Linked DNA regions of Homo sapiens: region 1 is linked to region 2. The links are chromatin contacts, found by Hi-C or POLR2A ChIA-PET in ENCODE. All regions are on one chromosome and are shown on one strand. The core of a region is the stretch at or near the end of the contact, and the rest is flanking DNA. Distances in the headings are between cores, read along the strand shown. Region 1 overlaps EBF1 (EBF transcription factor 1). Region 2 overlaps EBF1 (EBF transcription factor 1).

Region 1 (2,700 bases), core at 2-2,501, 47 kb after region 2:
AGAGTCTGTGACTCTGATTGGACAAACACAAGGGCATGGCACATTAGCAGCTATGGATTCCTCGTGCGTCTCTGGTCTGAAGAACCAATGAGGGAGAGATGTACGCTTGCTTACCATCCTTACAAGGGGAGCCAGCTTGCAGGCAATCTGTGCTTGGTCAGATTCTTCCCTCCCCAAAAGGTCTGCCTTTATTAGTATAGATTAGGCCATGCTGTTCCTGCCTTTTTTCTTTTTTTTTAATGTTATGGACTTTTAGAGACATTTACATCTACAAATGCCAACTCTCTCTTGCATACTTTAAAAACAGCAATAAGGCCTTAGTTTGGGGTGTTACTTTTCAGCTCAATAATATTTTTCAAGGGAAAAATTCCAAGTGATATTTCACTAACAAATAAGAGGGTTAGCTCACCCAATCCAGAAAACCAAGCCTCACATCTTGAAATACTATGGATGTTAAAGAAAATGAAGTGTGAACTTCTGTGGGTGGACAAAGGAGGGGGCCGTACATTTGCAATGATCTGAGCAGTTGTTTGGATACAAAGAACAGAGAGGTTTTATGAGCCATCTCTATACCCTTACTATTAAGTGGTGACAGCAGAGGTAAACTGAGTAAATCACAGAGGCCAGTAGCCCCAGCCATGAACAAGCAACGCATGGTAGAGGCATTTAATGCTAATGATCAAAAGGTCCATGTGTAGGTCACCAATGAACACAGATTCCCTTTCATCAGAAATGATGTGATGTCACAATAACTGTTAACAGCCAAGTAACTATACCAGAGGGGAAATCATTGTGCCAATTTCTTCAGATTTTTATTTTTCCGATATGGGGAGAGGTTAGAACTCTCTTCTAGAATATTTAAAAAAAAAAAAAAAGGCTTCTTGTCTGGTGCCCACAGTTTGAGGCCAGATCACCAGAAGCATTTTTTCATACCTTAAATTTCCCACAGATGTATACATGTGCATATGCGCCAACTTATTGCTCTTACCCTTAACTACTTTTCTAGGCTTGAAAATCCAACACTTTTTTCTTAATTCCAGTGTGATATAGATTTTCTAAGATGTGATTTCTTAAACTGATGGCAATTTTTTTTTTTAGTGTTTAAAAAAACTCCAAATAATGATGGATCCCTAGCTCTTTTCTCTTGAGAACTTAAGTAATTTAATGAGGGTGATTTTTTTTTCTAACTTTTATGGCCAGGTGGCTCTAGGGGATATTTTGTTGAAGACTGATTAAAAATAATTTCTTCTAAATGAGACCTGACCACAAAATGGAACCATTAATGGGCAGGGACGTTGTCACCAAAGCGGAAACCATGCCTGATTGCCTCCTGTACCTCCCACCACACAAGCATTTTCTTCTTTTTCTTCTCCTTTTCTTGTTCTTAATAGCTGAGTAAATAAGCAGCCAGCGAGGCCTAATGTTTTCGGCCAAAAACAGAGTCCAAACTTCTCAGAGAAAACATTTGGCCTCTGTGGTTTTGAAATATGTTCCAGAACACCGAGTTCAGTGGGGGAACATTGTGAAAAACTCCCATCCATTGGAATGATGCTGGGGAATGTTACAGTATCAGAAGTTTCAATTGGTCCTTTTCCTGCAGCCCCATAATGAGACTTGTAAAACACACACACACACACACACACACACACATGCACACAGACACACACACACACACACACACACACACACACACACACACACACACTGCTATGTGGAAGTTCTCATGGGAAAAATGAATGGCAAGAAATCCTAGCTTTAAAAGAAACAGCTAATCTGCTAGTTTGATTATTCTTCAAAACTTACGCTGAACCAATGAGCCTAATTAAAAACACTTGGCCTACTTCTATAAAGCATCATAGCTTTCTCTACGCTTCGTTTGTATACACCACAAAACTCCAGAAAGACTATTATTTTTTCAAGTGCTCACTAACAAAGTGCTGACTTTGTTGGGATGGCTGAGCTAATTTCTTGAACTCAGTGTGAAACCTTAGCTAAACAAAATTGTGGTAATTTTCCTTAATTTGTAAAAGTGATTGGAGTGCAAACAAAATTTTCCTCTTGGGTCAATCCTATAATTTTCAGTTAACTAAAACTAATCGTCAGGCAGGCACCAAACCTGCATTTTGTTTAAAGGGCTGGGAGGCATTTCCAAGGGTCAGGATGCATTAATTGTTTTTATAATTTCGAGAGAGAGAGAGAGAGAGAGAAACTGGGTGACTAAGAAGTATGTTTGGTTTTACTTCTAATATTGAAATACAAGGGAAAGATGCTCTGAAGTAAAATGTCACAGAAAAATAAAATTCGTCCACTTAATTGTATGGTTATAATTACAATTTGTTAACTGTTATCCCTTCACTGCTCTGTTATCTCTTTGTGTGAAAGCAACTTCCGCTCTGTACTTAATCTGGTCTTGTGGTCTTTTACTGAATGGAAAAGGAAACCTGGGACTAGTTCGTGGAGACAGCTACCACTATCCAAGGATGACTGACACTAAGCAGAGGGCCCAGAACCGCACTCCACCTGTGGTTCTTTGAGCAGCAGCATCAGCCTCACCTGGGATTGCTTAAGAAACAGGATCTCAGGTTCTACCTAGACCTACTGTAGCAGAATGTGAATTGTAAAAGATCCCTGGGTATTTGGTTTGCACTTCACAATCTAGGGATCTCTTAGCGTACACATTGGGCACTCAGCCTTTATACT
Region 2 (2,700 bases), core at 52-2,551:
TAACTTCTCATCTGTAAAATGGGGAACACCCACAGTGCAGGGATTAGTGGCCCCCATTTACTGGAGTCTTGCTAGATGCCAGGGATGCCTCTTGGCATAAATTATCTCATTAACACCTGACAACAATGCCGTGAGGCAGCTGCTTTACAGAGGAGAAACCTGAAGCATGGGAGGTTGAGTCATGTGTACCAAGTAGGGGATCATGTTTCCAAAACGCACATCCTTCTGACTTGAGAGCCCACTCTCTTGGCCTCTATGATCTTCGAAAACCTTAATAATGCAGTGCTGGGCTCACAGTAGGCATGAAGTAAACATTCCTTGCTTCCTAGGATTCACAGCTGACACGCCTGACGCCAGCTAAGCTCAGGGCTCACTCTCACTCACTGCCTTAGGGCTAAGGCTCACTGACCACTCACGAAGGCAACTAACAAACTGCAAGGGGGCGGAGACATTTCTGACCTTGAACACAGAGAGCGCTCCTTGCCCAATGTGTCTGGATTGCATCACTGCGGCCATCAGCATCTCAGAATTTCTGATCGACCATGTTCCCCATCCCCTCCACCTCTAAATTATAAGAAAAGTCAACCTTGACCTCAAAGTTGGTCACATGTTCCTCCCCTTCCTGCCAGGATCCAGAGAGAAAGGCGAAACTGTATGAAACAGAACAGAATGCTGTGATTTAAAAACCTTAGCCTGCCCTTTTCTCCCTGTGTATATGAAAAAGGAAACCAAAAAACATCTGGGGTTAGCATAATCACAGTATTTTAAATTTGTGTGTACAGCAACTATCACTGATGGTGACTTTCAGGGACAAAATAATTTACAGAGCAGGATTCCGCTTGCTCCCGTTTTCCTATTTGGTAAATGGTAAAGATGTCTGCTGCCCAGCCTCTCTCGCAGGAGGGACTCCAATAAAACAAAGCACGTCCAAGTTTTTTTGAAAAAGCACATGCCTGTATACAAAGGCATATTATTATGGAAAGCTGTCTGCTTGGTCTTTGGAGCAGTTTCATTTGACAGAATGTGTGGGTGGTTGTATGAATCTAGCTTTGTCTATTCACAAACACATGGGTTTAATAAAGAGGAGTTTGTTTTTTAAGGTGTGTGGTCCATAGCTCACTGAAACACTCCTGTTTGACAAACACTGACCATGATCCTAAGAAAGGCGCAGCCCATTTTTATCTCCCTAACAATGGACAGCAGGAGTATAAATCTCCCAAGTCCACAGGAATACCTTGTGCTGGCTCCATCCGCCACTTCCTGACCCTGCCCTTGAACTCTCGCTCCACTTTAACATTCAAAGCCAAGAGGACAGCCACTCGGCTCTGAGTCACACTGAGAGCTTCCTGGGGTGGGCTCCGGCCAGCCCTTGCACGATCAAGTGGCTAGATGCAAGCCGTGGAGTGTTTCCTTAACACACAAATCCATTGTGTCCTTGATTACTCTTTCCAAACCCAGGAAAAAAGGGTTGGGAATTTTACCATCAGGGACAAAGTGACACGTGCCTATGCTATTTGTTCAACATTTCTGAACATAACATGCAACCATAAAAGTGTTTTCAAAAGTAAGTACACAAAACTCAACCCTAGATTCCCATTTCTCTCCTTTCCTTTCTTATAAGAAAAAGAACTGTCTGGTTTCCGTAGACCTCAACCATTAAACCAGATTTGTCTTCTATTTTTCTTTGAGACAGGGTCTTCTGGCTCTGTCACCCAGGCTGGAGTGCAATGGTAGGTATGTCTCACTGCAGCCTTGACCACCTAGGCTTAAGCAGCCCTTCCACCTCAGCCTCCCAAGTAGCTTGGACTACGTGCACACACCACCATGCCTAGCTAACGTTTTTTTTAGTTTGTAGAGATAGGGTTTTGTGATGGTACCCAGGCTAGTATCCAATTCCTGGCCTTAAGCAATTCTCCCACCTCTGCTTCCCAAATTGCTGGGATTACCAGCATGAGCCACTGCTCGATAAGTATTTTTAAAGTGGCAACTATGGGCCAGATGCTATGCCAAGGGCACCCATGAGATGACCTCTTTATCCTTACATGATCCCCTATGAGTTAGCATGATTAATTATCCCCATTTTATCAATGAAGAAACTGAGGCACAGAGGAGAAATCACATGTTCAACTGCTCACCAGGATTAGGATTTCCTGCTCTGCAGAGATTGGGTGGAAGAGCTCTCAGAAGCAAGGGTCCCATTCTCACTCAACTGGCAAATCATCATAGCTACCTTTTGTTGGCTGCTAAATAAGTCATTGTAATAAAACTCGAAAAGGTACAACATAGCACCATCCACATTTAGTGGATGAGGACATTGAGGCACAGAGAGGTAAACAATTTTGACCTAGGTTGCATAGCTAGCAAGTGGCCAATGTCTGAATTCCACTTTGTCCAACCTGACTCTCCTCAATACCTCCAGTGGACTCTAGAGATCAAATGGTAAAGCAAGTGCTAAATATAAAGTGAATACAGTGCCCAAATGTTCCTCACTGGGAACAATGGGAAGAATCTGGCATTGTACCCCTGCCTTTGTTCTAGCACGAAGACAGCTAAGGCACCTACCATTAGTCAGACCCACATCATTTATATCATCGTGCTATAAAATTACCAGTTGTCCCATAGGAAATGCACGGGACCATGTTCTTGCTAGACAGAGGAACCTAATGGTAAATCTCTCCACAGACCATCTATACCATGGGT

What was found. Hi-C counts contacts between places; a loop is a spot of excess contacts on that map. ChIA-PET counts read pairs that join two places held with the same protein, here RNA polymerase II (POLR2A).
Region 1: a map of ovary shows a loop between it and region 2 (2.0-fold over the local background). The contact joins two enhancer-like sites. A Hi-C loop is called at or near these places in 3 of 168 maps with a recorded cell type or tissue (heart right ventricle and ovary). POLR2A ChIA-PET finds 5 or more read pairs at or near these places in 1 of 52 experiments (OCI-LY7).

What each region holds. Positions count from the first base shown.
Region 1 is chr5:158,774,125-158,776,824 of GRCh38, forward strand. All of the region lies in intron 10 of EBF1 (EBF transcription factor 1), which reads right to left. Among named protein-coding and RNA genes, the nearest start is that of EBF1, 320 kb to the right of the region's middle. Within about 2 kb of position 1,252, at least 11 of the 41 ENCODE cell types and tissues checked have a DNase peak (open chromatin) inside an H3K27ac peak, as active enhancers do; they include ovary, where a contact is called at or near this core.
Region 2 is chr5:158,726,895-158,729,594 of GRCh38, forward strand. All of the region lies in intron 11 of EBF1 (EBF transcription factor 1), which reads right to left. Among named protein-coding and RNA genes, the nearest start is that of LINC02227, 320 kb to the left of the region's middle. Within about 2 kb of position 1,302, at least 8 of the 41 ENCODE cell types and tissues checked have a DNase peak (open chromatin) inside an H3K27ac peak, as active enhancers do; they include ovary, where a contact is called at or near this core.